Regions from separate parts of the Homo sapiens genome. Here regions 2 and 3 are each linked to region 1. Evidence: read pairs that join two places in POLR2A ChIA-PET (ENCODE). Cell type or tissue: Panc1. All regions are shown on one strand. Each heading gives the region's core, and the rest is flanking DNA. Links, peaks and the distances in the headings are about the cores only. Region 1 overlaps DOCK10 (dedicator of cytokinesis 10). Region 2 overlaps LOC105373910 (a long non-coding RNA gene). Region 3 overlaps LOC646736 (a long non-coding RNA gene).

Evidence for each region. ChIA-PET counts read pairs that join two places held together with the same protein. Peaks named below come from ENCODE experiments on the same cell type or tissue, not always from the same donor. Only the 100,000 strongest peaks of a DNase experiment are listed, where the experiment ranks them.
Region 2: POLR2A ChIA-PET joins it to region 1 with 5 read pairs; 2 of 35 experiments call an interaction of 5 or more read pairs at or near these places.
Region 3: POLR2A ChIA-PET joins it to region 1 with 5 read pairs; 1 of 35 experiments calls an interaction of 5 or more read pairs at or near these places.

The regions. Positions count from the first base shown.
Region 1 is chr2:224,767,473-224,769,972 of GRCh38, forward strand. The region is part of intron 55 of DOCK10 (dedicator of cytokinesis 10); the gene reads right to left. Among named protein-coding and RNA genes, the nearest start is that of CCDC195, 52 kb to the left of the region's middle. In Panc1, for the core only: no CTCF peak of the experiment used is centred there; no DNase peak of the experiment used is centred there; H3K27ac peaks cover 623 bases.
Region 2 is chr2:224,692,776-224,701,363 of GRCh38, forward strand. It overlaps LOC105373910 (a long non-coding RNA gene), which reads left to right. Exons shown (of 3, transcript XR_923956.2): 2 at 378-515. Among named protein-coding and RNA genes, the nearest start is that of CCDC195, 19 kb to the right of the region's middle. In Panc1, for the core only: no CTCF peak of the experiment used is centred there; no DNase peak of the experiment used is centred there; H3K27ac peaks cover 1,487 bases.
Region 3 is chr2:226,167,187-226,175,774 of GRCh38, forward strand. It overlaps LOC646736 (a long non-coding RNA gene), which reads left to right. Exons shown (of 7, transcript NR_046102.1): 5 at 7,561-7,629. Among named protein-coding and RNA genes, the nearest start is that of MIR5702, 490 kb to the right of the region's middle. In Panc1, for the core only: no CTCF peak of the experiment used is centred there; no DNase peak of the experiment used is centred there; H3K27ac peaks cover 303 bases.

The DNA of each region.
Region 1 (2,500 bases), core at 1-2,500:
TTTTAAAACTAACCCTGGGATTAAAGAAGTATGTAGACAACTTCTATGTTTTTTTAAAGACTATGTTTTTTTAAAGATTTATAGGAGCATTGTGACCTGACCAGGACAAAGAAGTTTGCAACCTCCTCAGACCTTTGCTCATGCCCAGATATCTGTGGTCATCAGACACTTCTTGATTTCAACCCCCTTCTTTTCTCCCTGCCCTTAACATAAAAAGAGCCTACAATGTGTACTGAGTTAAGATGGTACTTTAGGATGCTGGATCACCATCTTCATGTTTGCTGGCTCTCTGAATAAACCTGCTTTTCCTCCCATCAACTCTCACTTCTAGTGTTCGGCTATTGAGCAGACAGCAGCCAAATCTGGGTTTGCTTACACATAATTAATTCTATTTTTCTATTTCCTTTTTATATTTTGATGTGTAGCTATCCATTCTAATTGTTTCTTTTTTTTTTTTTAAGACACAGTTTTGCTCTTGTCTCCCAGGCTGGAGTGCAGTGGTGTGATCTTGGTTTACTGCAACCTCTGCCTCCTGAGTTCAAGCGATTCTCCTGCTTCAGCCTCCCGAGTAGCTGGGATTGTAGGAGTGTGCCACCACACAGGCTAATTTTTTTTTGTATTTTTAGTAGTGACGGGGTTTCACCATGTTGGCCAAGCTGGTCTCACACTCCTGACCTCAGGTGATCCACCAGCCTCAGCCTCCCAAATTGTTGGGATTACAGCATGAGCCACCGTGCCTGGCCTGTTTCTATTTTTAAGTGTTCAATAGAATTTTTTTCCTTTGTTGTAATTTTGTATGTACCTGTTTTCAGAATATGTGCATGAATAGATAGGTATGTGAAGGTATTCCTATAGATGGAGACCTAGGTGACAAATCCCCATTGAAGTTCAGAACCAGGAGAAGGTGTATATTTCCTGTGGACAGATCTTTTTATAGATCTATTTCTATAACAAGGCCTGTGCAATCCATCAGTTTCTTTTCTTTGTGTCAGTTTCCATGAGGCATAGAGTCAAGTTTTGCTTCTTTTAGCAAAGGTTTCCTGGAAAAGAGATGATTTTTCTCTCCCCTTAATCACCTAGTCCTTGTCTTTATATTTTTGTTTTAGCAGTTTTAGGTACAGCATATCTTTGTTTTGGAAACAAATCAGCTCAAATATACTTTAGAAGTTGGAGTATGAGTTTTCATTTTAAAAGCTGTGTTGTTAACTTCAGTTTAAATCATGAGGCTTTTCCCCCCATTGACCTACCTTGAAATGGAAATGGAGTTGTTCTAATTAAATAAAAACTTAGAGAGCACTAGCTACTAGGGAGGTGACTAGAGAGACTGAATGGCTAGGAAGAGAGGGGTACACCAGAAGGCCACAGAGGACAGAGTAGACATAAAGAAAGAAAAACATACCACTTTTGCTTACAGTACTGAGGGAAATACTAGACACAGAGGAACAGAAGCTGTATAAACACGGACCTCGACAGAGCTGCCAGGAAAAAAGAGAAAAGCATTTTTGTCCAAAGTTTCTAGGTCAGATGTGATTTACAGTTGGAGACAAGCATTCCTTCACCACCTTCCCGAACTTTCAGATCCATCATTTGTTCTTTTTATTTCACTCCCAGATTTATGATTTTCCCCATTCTATCAAGTCATCTCTCCTGAGTACTTAATTCCTGTCACCCCTCAAATAGCCTAAACCAATACTACCTCCACGAGGAATCCTATCTACGGCAATTCATTTTCTCCAATATAACTCGGTCAACCATTTCTTTCTCTAGCTACAATGGAGAGTTAAAAATCAGGATGGAAGAAGATGGAAAAACCGAAAAGAAGCAAGATGGGAAATGCAATTAGAAAAAACAGATTCATACAACACACTTCATGGTTTGTGAGTCGTATTAACAGTGCCAGGCCATTTAAGGAAAACAAAGGAAATGCATATTCAGTGGGTGGCTACCATGTATGAAGCACTACTGGGAGACTAATTCAAGTTCTGCTCCTCAGTTTTTCTGTAGAGAACACATCTAACTCCTGGAGGGGAGCACGGGTGATGAGATGTCCAGGTAGAGTGTGGGGGTATGGATTCTAGGAAGTAGGCCAGGAAGCAACACTTGGCTTTCAACCAGTTGATTTTTAGCCACCCAAAAAGTACTGAGATGACTGAATGCCCACATTTTGTGTGCAGCCTTGCAGAACATGCTGTACACATCCCAGACGTCACGGATGACTTGCTTGTGGGGTGGGTGGTTGAGTTTTATCTGAATTCTGCACATCTGCAGGAGGCCCAGCCTCCGTAAAGGCAGTCTTGGTGGTAAACAGCCATGACTAGTCTTAGGGTTCATCGTGAGTATAGTGTAGAGACCCCCTCAACTGTGGACTCCACATCATGGCCTCAGGGTTGTGAGGTCCTCAACTAGGGATGGCGGAGGGTGGCAGCAAACCCTCATGGGAATGCCACCCAGTGTTCCTCAGCATTTAATGGGACTCACATAGTCTAGAAAACCCAGGGTT
Region 2 (8,588 bases), core at 3,076-5,575, 72 kb before region 1:
AGTAGGGTAAATAAAAGTACAGAAAAAGTCAGGTAATTTTCCTTCTTCCTATACCCTTACACTTGCATGTTTTTTCCCCCTTTTCTTCCCCATAGTTGCATTTAGGTAAAGTAGCTGTGGCTTTTTCTGCTCTGATAAACTTTAAACTTACCTCAAGTAAAGTAGCTGCAGTTTTCTTTGTTATGATAAACTTTAAACTTGCTTATTGTTTTTTCTTCTGGAATTATTGATGTTCTATTTTTTTAGACATGAGCTGTCTTTTCTAGTATTAAAAAATAGCTCTATTGAGATTATTTCTTTTCACATGTGAGACTTCTGTATTTACTATAAACACTCTTTTCTCACAAAGATTCTACATTTTATTTTTCTCTTTACAGGGAGAAGTCTAATATCACCCACACATTCCTGTCTTCTTTCCTTCAACTGTGCCCTCATACTGGCTCCTTGATCTGAGTTATATCTATCCTATTCAAGTAGGAGCCTCTGAAACTCTCTCTCAATCCCTGGACAAGATCGTAAGTAAAAATAACATTTCATCCTAGGAGGCACAGAGAGATTAGAGCCACCCTTAAGGATACAATGGATATGGAGCTGGTGGTCCCCATCATGTCTCCATTCAGTTCACCAACATAGACCCCAAAGAAAGTCAAGGGATCCTGGAGGATAGCTATAAATGACAGAAAGTAAGATAAGGTATTTTTGCCGGAACAAATTATTAAATAATTTGACCTCAAGTTTCTGATAAGTGGTCATGGATTTGGCAAATGCATTTCTTTGCAGCCCAATTACAAAAGACTGTATCTCTGTCATGATGAAGACCAGGAACAATTTTCATTCACATGGAAGAGACATCAATATTTGCTCTCTGTCACGATACAATCTGAAGAAATCCACCCTGCCTCGATATCTCTGGAAGGCTGAATATTGATCCCCCTTCCCCACTCAAAGGTGTCCATGTCCTAATCCCTGAAACCTGTGTCTATGTCACCTTCCAAGGCAAGAGAATTTTACAAATGTGATCAAGCTAAGGCTCTTGAGATGGGAAGACTATCCTGGGTGATCTGAGTGGGCCTGATGCAATCACAAAGATCCTTGTAAGTCAAAGAGGGAGATAAAGGAGTCAGAGTCAGAGAAGATGTAATGATGGAAGCGTGTGTGTGTGTGTGTGTGTGTGTTTGTGTGTGTATGTGTGTGTGTGTGTGTGTGTGTGTGAGAGAGAGAGAGATAGAGATTGAGATTTGAAGATGTTATGTTGCTGGCTTAAAGATAGAGGTAGGAGCCATGAGCCAAGGACCGCAGGCAGCCTTTAGAAGCTGGCAAGGGCAAGGAAACAGATTCTCTCCTGAAGCTTCCAGAAGCAACACAGCCCTGAAGACACCTTGATTTCAGGACATCTGGCCTCCAGAACTGTAAGATAACACATATGTATGGCTTTATGCCACTAAGTTTGTGGTGATTTGTTGTAACAACAACAGAAAACTGATGAAGATTTCCCAGAGAACATCAGAGTGATGGTAGGAGGTAGGATGTTTTTATGGGTTAGTGAATTCAGCAGCTCAATGACATATTTAAAATCCCAGGTTCTTTAACAGTTTTCTCTTTGACATCCTCAGTGTGGTTTTTGCTTTTGTTTTCAGACTAATTTCCTCATGGTGACATGATTGCTGCCTGGTTCCAAGCATCACATCTCACGTGTCACCAGTCAGGAAGGGGGAATGGGCGTTGTGTTTATTTACAGTAATAAGTAACACTTTATCATAACAGTAGAATATATTTTGTCCCGTGTGTCCTCCATTCTTTATATTGAACTGCAAATCAGGATAACTAAAGGAGACATTGCAAAGGGTTGTATAGATGTTGAGACATAATGTTGAACAGGCAAGTGACCTTTGAATCTCTGACTATTCTTGTCACGTTTGATAAAGATAAGAGTTGGCATACAGGGTAATCTAACTGGAGTGTTTTTTGAGAAGAGGTATATTGAGTATTTGAAGACACAGTTAATAAAGAATCTTGCATAAAGAGTCATAGGATTCCAAGCAAAATTCAGTCCAAGTACTTATCAGTGAGTAGTTATGAAAATACCCGTTGCTTTAAAGGCCTGTAATCTTCTTTGGAAAGCTCTGAATGCAAACCTCCTTCTAAAATGACCAAATATACTTATTTGCCAATAAGCAATACTTTCTCAGAGTAATTTTTGTTCTCTAATATAGATTTCATTAACCTGTTCAATTTATCAGCTTATTCAGTTAATTACACAGTTTTGCTCTGGGCCCTGGCAGCAGCAAAATGATGCCATGGTTCGCCAGCATGGGGGAGCATGTGTAGGGATTGGGTTGGAAATCTTCACAAGGGTGGTTGCTACTCTACCAAGATTTCCACTGCAGTTCAGTGGCTCTATAATTGACACTGCTGTCTTGGGGAGGTCCTTTGCAGTAGGAATGCAACTGATGAGAAATGGCTTGGAGTTAATTGAAACCTTTTGAAGTTGCTCCAGTCTTCAAACAAACAAACACAAAAATAAATTCTTAAGTGTTATATTTACAGCATAAATTTATAACAATATTTCTTATGGGAAGGAACTTTGGGGCCATGTTCATTCTCATGTACTGCATACATCTTCTGCAGCCACTGAACAGTAACACGAGGGCTGAATTCACTGAGGGCCGAAGTGTGATGCCACGGGAAGGGCATCGGACCATGAGTCAGGACATGGGGTTTCTGGGACAAGTTCTGCCACTAACTCCCTTGCAGGATGTGGGATCAAAATGAACGCCCACTTTAATTTTCTTTGAAGGCAAAAACCATGTCTTATATACAATGTTAATACTACTGCTTCTACTACTACTACTACTATTACTACTACTAATACTATTACTACTACTGCTACTATTACTATTACTACTACTGCTACTACTACTACTACTACTACTACTACTACTACTATTTCTTTTCTTTTTCCTTTTTTTTTTTTGGGACGGAGTCTCGCTCTGTCGCCCAGGCTGGAGTGCAATGGTGCGATCCTGGCTCACTGCAACCTCTGCCTCCCAGGTTCAAGCGATTCTCCTGCCTCAGCCTCCCGAGTAGCTGGGACTATAGGTGTGTGCTACCATACCTGGCTAATTTTTTGTATTTTTAGTAGAGACAGGGTTTCACCGTGTTAGCCAGGATGGTCTCAATCTCCTGACCTCGTGATCTGCCCGCCTTGGCCTCCCAAAGTGCTGGGATTACAGGCGTGAACCACCACGCCTGGACTATTACTACTATTTCTTGAGTGCTTACTGGGAACTAAGTATATCATAGTAAGTGCTTTGCATCATTTACCTCATTAAATTTTTATGTCAGAGAATGTCAGTATATCTCCTCTTAACAGATGAGAGGGCGAGACTTAAAGAGGCCAGGTCATGTTGCTTAAGGTCACATGGGTGTGTAGGTGTTAGAGCCCAGGACCGTCTGATTTCAAGGCCTATGCACTTCCTGCTTTAAGATGGATAACAAGCAGGGCTGATGTTAGTAACCCCTCAGCTTTACAAGAGTGATTCTCAGCCTGCGTGTACATTGGCATCATAGTGGGTGAAGGGGAACTTTAAAGGACACTGATGCCAAGCTCCACCCCAAGGGATGCTGATGTAAGTTGTCTTGGTTACAGCCTGGGCAGTGGGATTTTTTTAGTTCTCCCCAATTTGTTTTATTTTGCAGCCAAGATTGAGAACCGCAGCTTTATGTGAAGTTTCAGAGATTGAGAAGAGAAAGCTGGGAGGGTTGAGGTACTTTCTGGTCATGGAGCTCCAGTGTTCAGAGAGCTAGTTTTTCTTAGAAGAGTTTCTTGAAGAGGTTCTTTAAATGCTAAATTCTTGGGATTTGGACTAATCATCAATGCAGCTCTAAAAGTGTAAAGCACTTGTGGAAGGGAAGGAGCAAGTATTTGGGAGGAACACTTGAATTAGTTGGTTTCAGAGAGCAGATTTGATATGAGGGGAGTTCCTGTTCTAACAGAAAAAGGGCCGAGCACGGTGGCTCATGCCTGTAATCCCAGCACTTTGGGCGGCCGAGGTGGGTGGACCACGAGGTCAGGAGATGGAGACCATCTGGCTAACACAGTGAAACCCTGTCTCTACTAAAAAAAAAAAAAAAAAAAAATACAAAAAATTAGCTGGGCGTAGTGGCAGGAGCCTGTAGTCCCAGTTACTCAGGAGGCTGAGGCAGGAGAATGGTGTGAACCCAGGAAGCAGAGCTTGCAGTGAGCCGAGATCGTGCCACTGCACTCCAGCCTGGGCGATAGAGCGAGACTCCGTCTCAAAAAAAAAAAAAAAAAGAAAAAAAAAGAGAAAAAGAAGATTCTATGTGTGATGATGTAGTGACAAGTTCTCACATAATTAATCCAGTCAGGCCTATAACTAAAGGTCATGGCAGAGATGAAAAGGGTCACAGTTTGGGTGGACAGTGTAATATCATCCACATAGTAGATAAGATGATGTAATTAAGAAGGGAGTGATTCGTTTACTTCTTGTGTGCCCATTTAACTGTTACATGTGACCATGAGCCATTGAGCAAATTACACTTTCTAGTATATTAAATGGTGTAACAACTGAACCAAAGACTTATCTGCTTCTGGGTTATTTACTCACCTTCCTACTCTGCAATGCTGAATGCTCTTTTATATTAAATAACTGGATTTGTTGGACAAAATGTGCTTCAAAATCAAAGGGTCTTCTGGATATTTTGGAGAGTGAAGTTTTCTCCTTCTTAGCAAGTCTTGGTTGTTCCGTCATCTTTCCATCAGCAGTGAGTTCCTGGTTGGAGGTAACTGTGTATAAATTAAAACTCCTCAAGGCCAGGGAAGAAGAGGAAGAAAGAAGTGTGTGGGCTTGAGAATTAATTCTGAGTAGAACTGGGGACAATCTTCATGAATGAGTGAAACCATGAGTGATAACTGTGTTCCTTAAAGAAGAGGGTTGCTCTGTTTCTTGGGATGCTCTTAACAAAAGTGAATGTGTACGTGGTTTTCCCAAAAGGGCATTGAGCAAATGACAGGATGAATTTAGCATTGTTAGGTACAGACTTTTCATTGGTTCTTAGATAGAAACATACCCAGTATAAGAATTCTGAAGTGACTGAAAGAGGAGATATTCTAGTGAAAGAAAAAGGAAGAAAGAGCTGCTATTTCCTGACTGAAAATCTGACTTCCACAGAGAATTACCTTTTAGGAAAACCCAGATGGGAACAAGTTTAATCTTTCTCTGAGTTGAGGGTGAATGGGGTTTCCAGTTCAATTTTTAAGGTAGTTTTAATCATGCCAAACTATTAAATGTGTATGTATGAGATTGGATTAACTCAGTCTTTCTTGTGTCACTTTTTAGAAAAGGAATTGTTAGCAGATGATTGTAGTCATGAAATATTTTGACTGTCTGGCAGCACTAATGTTAAAGATAGAAACAATAAAAAAAGCCAAAACAGGTCTTTTATTCATTCTTGTATGAAAAAGCATATTCTCCAACTATATATGCTTTTTGAAAAATTTTATTTTTCCATAAGTTATTGGGGTACAGGTGGTATTTGGTTACATGAGTAAGCTCTTTAGTGGAGATTTGTGACATCCTGGTGCACCCATCACCCGAGCAGTGTACACTGCACCATATTTGTTGTCTTTTGTCCCTTGCCTCCTCCCACTCTTCCCCCCAAGTCCCTAAAGTCTATTTTATCATTCTTATGCCTTTGTGTCCTCATAGCTTAGCTCCCACATATCAGTGAGAACATATGATGTTTGGATTTCCATTCCTGAGTTACTTCACTTAGAATAATAGTCTCTAATCTCATCCAGGTCATTCCAAATGCTGTTAATATGCTTTTAAAAACATAGCTTGATTAAATGAACATTCTCCTGCATTGATATTTAAAAATTAAGTATTGCAGCAGGTGGCAGAACTCAAGTCTCTTGAGAAAGGAATATGATTGAAGATTGTTGACTGGAATAACATACCTTTTCTTCCCCAGATGGTTTTATTGTCCTTTAAGTTCTGTGAATGGTGTTTTCCATAATCAGCAGGTACTACTGTATTTTGCCTTTAATTTTGGTGGCTAAAACTATCAAGCTCAATGTTTGTGCCTTCCAGGATTCTTAGAGGTTACAAAGATTTATTTTCTAGAGGATAAACTAGAATTTGGACCTAGAAATAAAATGAACTCCATTATGTTTCACATTTTCCCTGTACACAGCTGTCTCTGGTTAAGTTTATTGTAGGTTCTAACTGTAGAGAGCAGCTGTAGCTCAAGGCAATGAGAACAGACAGAACTGGGGTGCTAGAAAAATTGCCAGAGCTTGCCAGTTAGTCCTGAACACATTGTTTAGGCTTCCTTTGTATCAGTATGCTCATTTGTTCAAGGAAATTTGCTGGAGGCCATATTTATGAAAGCAGATAGCGGTGGCAGACAGTGTTGTACTTGACAATAAATAGTTGGATGTATTTGCTAACCCCTAGTTTTCATCTCCCACAGGATTATTAATTTGTACCATTATTGGTAGTGTTTTTGACCATCAAGAGTTCATCATGGAGTCTTCCTCCCCCTTCTTCTTTGTCTTTTTCTTTTCTATCTTACTCTTCTTTACAGGTGAAGCTCTTGACCCAGCACTAGGGAAGTGTCTTGCTGTCCAACTATTAGCTGATCACTCTTCAGTTCAACCTAGAGAAAATCAAAAGCTAGAAAAAAACAACAGCTAGAAATTTCATATCTAAATTTTATCAGTTTAACACCTTGACTTAAATTAGGCATATGTTGGGAGTCTATGTTTTGAATGGAACAAAATAACAGTATCTTGCATTTATTTAGTGCTTTATGCAACATATTGACCTTCATGATCTTATTTGATCTTTAAATACCCCTGATATGGTTTGGCTCTGTGTCCCCACCCGAATCTCATCTCGAATTATAATCCCCACGTGTCAAGGGAGGGACCTGTAATTCCCACTAGTTGAAGGAGGGCAGTGATTGGATCATGGGGGCAGTTTCCCCTCTGTTGTTCTCATGATAGTGAGTGAGTTCTCTTGAGAGCTGATGGTTTTATAAGTGTTTGGAAGTTCCTCCTTCACTTTTCTCTCCTGCCGCCATGTGAAGAAGGTCTTTGCTTCCCCTTCACCTTCTGCCATGATTGTAGGTTGCCTGAGGCCTCCCCAGCCATGTGGAACTGTGAGTCAATTAAACCTCTTTCCTTTATAAATTACATAGTCAGGTATTTCTTTATAGCAATGTGAAAACAAACGAATACAACCACCCCAAACACTGAGAACATTGAGATCATCTTCACTTTTGAGAATGCCTCAAATTACAAACATTTAAATTTGATAACTCACTTAGTGTCATACATTTAGGGGACAGCATGGAACTCTTACAGAAGGAATCAGGAAATATAAGCTCCAGTTTTGGCTGTGCTACAAACTAACCATGTCAAGTTAGTGGCACAACCACCGTGAGCTATTCTTAGTCTATGAAATTATGGCCTGGAACTAGAATTTTGCAGGAATATTTTATGATTTTTTGATTTTGGAATCTCCTTTCCCCATCAAAAGGAAGAAAAATCAGCTGGGCATGGTGGCTCATGCCGGTAATCCCAGCACTTTGGGAGGCCGAGGTCGGTGGTTCACCTGAGGTCAGGAGTTCTAAACTAGCCTGGCCAACATGGCAAAACCCCACTAAAAATACAAAAATTAGCTGGGTGTGGTAGTGGGCACCTGTAACCCCAGCTACTTGGGAGGCTGAGGCAGGAGAATCACTTGAACCTGGGAGGCGGAGGTTGCAGTGAGCTGAGATTGTGCCACTGCACTCCAGTCTGGGTGATAGCGTGAGACTGTCTCAAAAAAAAAAAAAAAAAGAAGAAGAAGAAAAATCTGCCAGAGTGATTGTTTTTGTTTATGTATTGTTTTCCTTGCAAGATAACTGTACAAGTGAAAACCATAAAGTAGACAAAAATATATTTTGAAAAAAGTTTTAAAACAAAATATGCTCATACTTTCTAACATTATGTTTTAGTTCTGTGGCAAATATGTCTTGACTCTGGGTTAGGCTACATTTTCGTGAAGATGTGGAACTTTAGCCTTTTTATCCACGTAGATGTCACTTCTTATACGACCCTCTTATTCTCTTTTCCCATCCTCAGACTTCCTCTTCCCTTTTTCATTTTCCAAAGTGTAACTTTCCACATCCCCTTTCTTGTTCTGGATCTCTATGTTTAGGAAATTGCGTTTAAGTCAGAGATCAAAATCTGGTATCTTAGGGCAGGGGTCCCCAACCTCTAGGCCACTGACTGGTACTGGTCCGTGGCCTTTTAGGAACCTGACTGCACAGCAGGAGGTGAGCAGCAGGTGAGTGAACATTACTGCCTAAGCTCCGCCTCCTGTCAGATCAGCAGCAGCATTAGATTCTCATAGGACCACTGGAAGTGCAAATGTAAGGGATCTAGGCTGCATGCTCCTTATGAGAATCTAATGTCTGATGATCTGAGATGGAACAATTTCATCCCCAAACCAACCCCTCTGCCTGTCTCCGCCATCCATAGAAAAATTGTCTTCCATGAAACTGGTCCCTGGTGCCAA
Region 3 (8,588 bases), core at 2,297-4,796, 1.4 Mb after region 1:
AAAGTTCATTTTGATTTTCATTCCCAAGTATTTGTTCATTTCAGTTGCCACCCTTCTCTAACGTAACTGACGTAGTTCATCGCTTTTCACTGATATTACTAGAACAGCATTATAGCTAGTTTTCTCTCATTCGTCTTTAGTTAATTCAATCGCCATAATACTTCAGAGTAGTTTGTCTTAAATAAAAATGTGATCTCTTCAACATCTATTTTAAAATCCTTCATTGTGTTCCCAGACTTTTTGGTGAGGCTTTATGTGCATGGGGCCATTATCCTGTGGCTTGACTCTCCAGTCTCATCCCTGATCACCCTTTCCCATGGATCTTAAAAAAAAAAATTATTTCATCTGAACTTCATCTCTTTCAGCCTCACCTGAAAAAAACAGGATGAAATAATACTTTCATCATGCTTGGATCTTCACTGCCTTATCACTAACATTTTCCACAGTTCAACCTTTTAAAAAGAGTTAAAAACATTTGTTTTTTCTAGCTCCTCACTTTCTGTTCACTTGTAAGTTCACCATAAAATCTGGATGCTGTCACCAAGATCATAAAGAGCCTGCCACTTGTCAAATTTAATAGGGACCTTGAAGTGTTTGTGTTGCTTGATGTACCAGTAGTTAACACTGTTGATCACTGTTGGTTCTTGAAACTTTCAATACCTACAGATTTAAGGACATTTTTCTGGGTTTTGTCTTGCTTGTGTGTATTCTCTTACATTTTACAATGGTACCAATATTCTTCCCGAGCCCCTCTTTGTGTGCTAACTCTTAAAATTGTTTTGTTTTTTGCCAGGGTTCTCTTCTTGGTCTCCACGTATCATTCTCAGCCCAGTGGTTCTCAAGTGTATTTCAAGCCAGGTACACTGAGGGCCCCAGTATGCAACAGCAACAGAAGCTCATATATTTGCAAAGCTAAGTTGGAGGTGGGAGATTTTGTCTAATTTTAAAAAGCACCTTAGTGATTTTGACCTGTTGTCTTTCTCTGATCAAGATTCTTACCCTTTCTGGCCGATCTTATCCTTGCTTCATCCTTCACTACCACCTATGTTTAGATGATTCACAAACTTTTACCTCTAGTTCTTATCTAATTTCTCAGTTCCAAGTCCGTATATTTTCCTGCCTCTTGCCAACTCAAACTATATGTTCTACCATTATGTTTAGCCCAAACTGTCCAAGTTGGACCGATTATTTTGTTTTCTCCAAAATGTTTGTCAAACAGAATTCCTGTCTCTGTAATTATCCAAGCAAAAAACCTGGGGTTCATTTACCTCCTTTCCCCAACATTTTTCACCATATCCAATAGATACTCTAGCCCTGTCATTTTTTTAAATTTCTCAGTCACTCTCATTACTTTACACTTCCCTCTCTTCTCATTGATACTGTCATTGTTTAGTCTTCTTTCTAATCTATTATGATCATTCTCTAATTATCGTGCCTACAGCTTGACTGTCTGCAATCTCTTCCATTCAGATCTCAGAGTAAATTTTCAAAATAAAACTCTTATCATTTCACTGTCTGAATCACAACTCTTTTGAACCCCCACCATTTACAGGATAAAGTCCAAATTCCTAACCTGATGTTAGATCTCCTCTTTCAGATGAATAAGAACAGAGTTCACTGACCCATTTTCATTTATTTATTCGACAAATATTTATTGAGTATCACCAGGCAATACACTAAGGATATGGAATGAAAAAGGTCAGGGAAAATAAAATAAACAAAACAAACATAAATTCAAAGTTGTAAGTTCTATGTTAAAAAAAAATTAATGATGTAATTGATATTAACTAGATGGCTGTTCTTTTTTGTTGTCTTGTATGCTTCTCAATTACAGCACACAGTGTTCGTGTTATTTAAACAGCTGTATCCTACACTAGATTCTCGATGCCTTAAATAAAGACAAGTCTTACTGCATTTTCAGCCTCAGCACTTAGCAGTGACAGCACAGAGTAGGAGCTTCATCAATGTTAGCTGAATGTACTCACTCAGGAGCATTTGCAAATGTTAATGTTGACTGACTTTGGGATGTGTAAAATATTTGGCAAGGTAGTGGGGAAAGGAAAGAGAAAAGGCAAGGGGTGCTTTACCATGCAAATCCATTAAATAGATCAGGATACAGTAAGTAGAGTTCCAATGGCAAAATATATATCTCTGATTTTATAATTTAGTGAACAAAACTCAAAAATAACCCATTGACATAGCACTTTTTTGTCCAGTAGAATCTGCCCATCTGCCAAGTGGGCCTTGATCTTTCATGCATTTCATGTGCTATTTAGCTCTCTACTTATCTTCAACTACCAGCCTCTTACTTTATATGCTTATTATTCAGAGTATGTAACATTAGCTGCTGTATAGACAATCCCTCAAATCTCAGTGATTTAACAAATCACAGGTTGATTTCTTGCTCATACCAAATCTAATGTGTATTAGCAAGGAGCTTAGCTTTGTATAGTCATTTCAAGGCCAGGATTCTTCAACTGTATGGCTCCTGTACCTTTTAAGGCCTTAGCATATTCCATCAGATCTCCTACAGTCAACAGATATTGGGAAAGATGAAAGGGTACCCAGGAATTTGTGGAAATCAGATCTAGAAATGGTATCTATATTCCATTACCCGCATTCTTTTGGCCAAAACTCAATAATGTAGCCACAACTAACCTCAAGGAGCCTGGGAAACAAAGTCTGATTGTGTGTCAGGGAACAAGGGAAAAAAGCATGGCTATTGATGGGCAAGACTTGATAGAGAAGGAGTACTTTGTCTAAGAGTGATTCCTTGCAGATTAGCCACTCATAAAGTGCCATGGGTACCATCTATAGTCAAGTGTTTAAGACACTCAATCCCGGAAGAATTCTGAGCTGATGAATTCAGTTATCCATCCACTATATCATGTGAATTATATCCACTGGGCTTATTTCCAGCCCACTGATCATAGCACAGTAGGAGCTGGGTCTGCTGCAACCATGCATGCTGAGCCAATGGAATTAGGCTGGAACCAAAGTTCTGCCAAATGATCTAATGTTGATCTCAACTTCTGATCACATCAGGAAAGGGACGTGTGCTCAAAAATTCCGTAGCTCAAAGTTTAGGGTTTCTTCCTTGGAGTCTGATGCTGGTCCTGCTAGTTGCAAGGTTGCAGCAGAGGACCTACATTCCTGCTAATGCTCCTGCTTCTTTTATTTTACCCTTGGAAACCAGACCTGCTGAATACTGTCTAGCCTTTTGTCTTTGTTTACTCAACACAGGCATTCTCTGCTACAATACTTATGTTTAATCTTGGGCTTCCACATAGTTTCTGGTCCCATGTCTGTCTATGTACAGCTAGGTCTGCCCAACCTACACTTTCTCCTCACATTCAGTGTCCAACTAGTCTCATACAAGCCCCATATGGCCACACCACAGTATCAGACACTTCTCCCAACACACTCCATCCTTTTCCATCCAGAGAGGCACTAGGGCTCAAACATAATAGGCTTTGTGCAGACAAGTCCCCCAGCTGATTGTTTGAAATTGCTTTGATAGCTTGTAATTTGTGATTATATTTTTTAAGCTGAAAGACTAAAATGCCTGGTAGTTGAAAAATCATTTAAAAGATTTTACCTTTCACTATACTGCTGGTGCAAAAATGCATTAATTTTACCATCAGCATTATTAAAAATAATGTCCCATATTTATACATTTGACCATTTTTAAACTTATTTAACAAATATTTACTGTGTATTCATAATGCACCAAGCACTGGGGAGCACTTGGGATACAAAGTATTTTGGAAGATAATAATGAGGTGCAGACAGTTTAGATGAGTTAGCTAAGGGAGATTTTTTTTTTTTTTAAGAAGAAGTTGCATGTAAGTTGTAACATGAAAGATAAGTGTGAGTTTGCCAGAGAGCAGGGAGGAGGGTATCCTAGATAGAGGCAAGAGCATGTCAAAGGCTATTTGGAGAACTGGAAGAATTGAAAGATGGCCACAGTGGCTGAGCTGAGTCTGTAGGTATGGTGGGGGATGTATGAGGGGTTGATGCAACATGAGGCTGGAGAAGGGGCAGGTCTTGATAAACATTGTCAGTCATATCTTAAAAATTTAGATTTCTTCTTAAAGAAAATAAACGTCTTTAAAAATAAAGGGTTTAAAACAAGTGTCTCAGATAATCAAACATGATAGCTGCCTCAAGGGTAATAGATTGGCAAGAGACAGTGTGGACATAGGGTTTCGGAGTCTGTTGCAGTAGCTTGGGTAGGAGAGATGGTATATTTTGTACTAAGGCCGGGACAGTGAAGATGGTGACCATTAACTTATTTGAGATATTTTTTGGTTATAAAATGAATCATAATTAAAGACAATAGGTCATGTAAATCCTTGAGAAAAAAAGCACCATTAGGAATAAATTTAAGAATTAACATAAAAATTGGCCAGGCATGGTGGCTCACATCTGTAATCCCAGCACTTTGGGAGGCCGAGGCGGGCAGATCACTTGAGGTCAGGGGGTCGAGACCAACCTGGACAACATGGTAAAACCCCCTCTCTACTAAAAATACAACAATTAGCTGAGATACTTGGGAGGCTGAGGCAGGTGAATTGCTTGAATCTTGTGGGCAGAGGTTGCAGTGAGCTGAGATCATGCCACTGAATGGGCGACAGAGGGAGACTGTCTCAAAAAAAAAAAGAAAAAAAATTGTCATAAAAATAACGATATTAGAAACAAATCACAGACACTGTGACCCTACACAGCTGCATTATTGTCTATTGGTATTGCCATTTTTCATTTAATTTTTGTCCCTATCTAGGAATAGTCAACAATTTTTTTTTTTTAAATGGGGTCTCACTCTGTCACCCAGACTGGAGTGCAGTGACACGGTATCAGCTCATCACAACCTCTGCCTCCTGGGTTCAAGCGATACTCCTGCCTCAGCCTCCTGAGTAGCTGGGATTACAAGCACCCACCACCAGGCCCAGCTAATTTTGGTCTGTTTAGTAGAAATGGGGTTTCACCGTGTTGGTCAGGCTGGTCTCGAACTCCTGACCTCAAGTGATCCTCCCACCTCAGCCTCCCAAAGTGCTGGGATTACAGGCATGAGCCACCGTGCCCAGCTAACAATTCTCTTAAAAGAGCTACCATCAAAAAATCTGAAAAAAGCACTATTTAAAAAAAAAAATCACAGACCTGAACATAATGAAATATAACAAATGAATCACTCTGAATGGTACACTCCCACAAAAATGCCATGCCTGGGAGTTTGAAAGAAAAGCCAACCACCTGGGCTTGGGATTCAATCTGTGTTTTCAGTGACGCTTGAAGGTGAAACTCTCCCTTGTAACTAGAGAGTTACAGATCCTTAGAGAGGCGCTTCAGTGGTTTCATTCAGCGGTTACTGCAAAAGCTGTCCAGGTAAGTCCCATGACAGCCTCACAGGGTCCTTTGAAGGATCAATCAGTCCACAGGATCAGAGACTACTTTGCCCTCAGCATTTTCAGAATTTCAGCGACAGGGCATAATACATTATTTGATTATCTTAGCTTAGTATAACAAAATCCCAAGCTCTTCAATTCCTAATAATATGGGGTTTTTGTTTTTGCATTTTTTTTTTGTGGTGATTATTACTTCATAGCAAACTTCTCTCTGCTGGTGTTTTGCTGTTTTGCTTATCTCCACTGGGGCTGGGTTATAATAGCTTGGAGATGTTTGTTTCCTGTTTGTGGAATGTCTGACTTTCCAGCTCACTTTGCCCACAGGTTTGAGGCTGATAGATTCCAGGAAAATAGGAAGAATTCCATTCAAAATACCATAAAAATGGAGCAGGCTACAAGACTTTTGAGATAACACTACTGTTAAATTTTTTAAAAGAAAGACATTCTGAACCTGAGAGTCTCTTCAGTTTCATGAAGTGTCCCGGCAGGACGCTGAAGGCTACCGAGAACCCTGACTCCTATTAAATCAGATGGTACCTTATTGTTGCGTCAGAGCATTTTTCTACTTTCTCTCCCTTATGGAGCTAGCTCAAAGGTGTATTTTAGCTCCTGTTTTCTGAAAGTCCATGAAAGAGAGACACTATCAGTTTGCAACAATTATCCTTTATGTAGCACTTTTATTTTAGTATTCTCATGGAGCAACAAAGCAGGGCACCTTACCTGCAGAAAGTCAACAAAAAGGAGGGGAGATGCTATTGTCTTTGAGCTGGGGAAGGGTTCTCTGTTGACAAGTTAGACTCCAAAAAATTTGAGCCCCGGATTGAGGTAGACTAAGGAACCATAGTCTGTCTTGTGCCATATAAGCACAAAGAATTTTACAAGAACAATTCATAATAAGCTTTGTTAAACTAAAATTTTATCTTTTTGTTATGATTTGTAGTGCCATTAGCCTAATGATGTTAGGTATAAAACTCATTCATTCCAAAATTTTGTATAAATTATACTTTCCTTGCAGCTGGTAAATTCTTAAGGTGAGTAATATCACTTTTCCATCTGTTTCTCATATTCATTAAATAAAAACTATATTTTGTATGCTTACTTACCTTTTTTTCTAATGATACTCACCTATACTCTTTTGCTTTTAATCTATATAATTTCATAACATAGCATCATACAGTTAAGAGGCAGGAAAAACCAGTACCTTGGCCTCAATAGGTAAACTGTATGTTTCCAGGACACAGACATTAATTTGCTGAGTTAGAGTTCAGTAGTACCTTATTGATTATTATGTAAAACTCCTTCCTTTTAACAGACTAGGTAACTTAAGTTTTTCATGGACAAATATTAATTTTCAGCCAACTCTGTTCCAAATGCTATACAAATGTAAGTAAGGCATAATTCTTGTCCTTTAGTGTCTAATACTCTGCAACAAGGTTTCTCAACCTCTGGCTAGATAATTCTTTGTTGTGGTACACTGTCCTGTGCATTCTAGAATGTTCCACCACATTTCTTGCACCTCAAAAATATCTCCAGATTTGCTAACAATCCCCTAGTTGAGAACCACTGTACTAGAAGCAAAAACAAACCATGCACATAAAGACTTAAAATATAAGCAGAAAGTACAATGAGACACAGTAGATATAAGCACAGCCTCTGGAGTCAGTTGGTCTGAACTTGAATTCTGCTTCTACTAAGCAGGTTACTTAACCTCTCCATTCTTCAGTTTCTTCATCTGTAAAACTGGGCTCTATGATAATATCTATCATATCTTGAGTTCTAGTGAAAATTAAAGGATTTTATGTGTGTGTGTCTATGTGATTAGAATAGGTGTTCACACCACATTGTCAACACTGAATAAATGTTAGCTCTTATTTTTCCAATAAAGAAACATTCCACAATTCAAATTTAAAGGAGGTATTTTGGAAGTAGCGGGGGAGAATATTTCCAGACAGCTGCATCTTCAATTAAGGCTTTGGGTTAGATAATTGCTGAGTCATCTATAACTTTATTGATGAATGTCAATGTGAATGGATGATTCTAATCCAATCTCTTTGTTTTTGAAAAGTGAATGGAAACTGCATGAAATAATTTATCTAATAATTCATTACCAAGGTTCTCCCTCAAATGTTCACTTCATCCCTGTTGTTTATTATAGATAAGAATATGGAATGCTCACTCCACAACATTGTTTGTGAAAATCTTCAGATTTATTTTATTGAACAAGGTAAATAATGCAATTGTACCCTTGTCAGTTTCAACAGAGAAATCACACGTCAGTTGTATATGTTCCTTCTTGCCTTCTTTGATCACTCCCTCCTTTTCGCCTTCCCTATGTATTTCATTCCTTTCTTCCTTCTCCTTACCTTCTTTCATTTAACAAGTGTTTATTGAATATCTACTATAGCCACTGTGCCATGTGCTGGGGCTATAATTTGATCAGGAAGCACATAATCTTCCTCCTAGTCTTCCGCAGCCTGATTTATATTTATATATTAATAATTAAAATAGTCAAAGAAACACACAATACATTAATCAATTCACATAATCATGGATTTATTTTTCCTTATGTTTCTTCAAATCTACATTCTAATTCTGTTCTGCTATTCTTTCTTATAAAAACAAACAAACAAACAAAGGCTTTTCAGTTTTTGATCTCTAGATCAAAAAGTAAATTTCTCTCTTGCTTCTCCCCTAGCCCATTCTGATAGAAAGATATTCTTAATGAATGGAGAAACATATTCCAAAGCCATGAGAATAAGCTAATTTTCCACAGGAGCCCAGGCAGTTTCCTTCCTGATCAGAGAGGAGTTGCAGGAGTGCCAGGTGGCCAGTTGCTGCTCTCTTCTTTCCCTTCTGGAAAGAACAAAACATTTGTGTTTCTGAGATAGACTGTCCAGGGCATACACCTGGTTGTGTATTCTCCTAAAACTCTATCTCCTGATATTTCAGTGTAAAAAAATTTTCAACAGAATACTCAGCGCCAAAGAAAATCTTGAAAAATAATGAAAATCAAACTGGAACTAGCATTCTATCCTTCACTGTAGTGTTGTGTGTCTTCACCTCTTTGTAGTGTGATTATGGTGCCTTAGAAAAATACAAGTAACAATACAGGTAAAAATACAAGGTAACATTAATTTTTGGATTCATTAATCCAGACTTTCACCTTTTTTCCAATACATGATG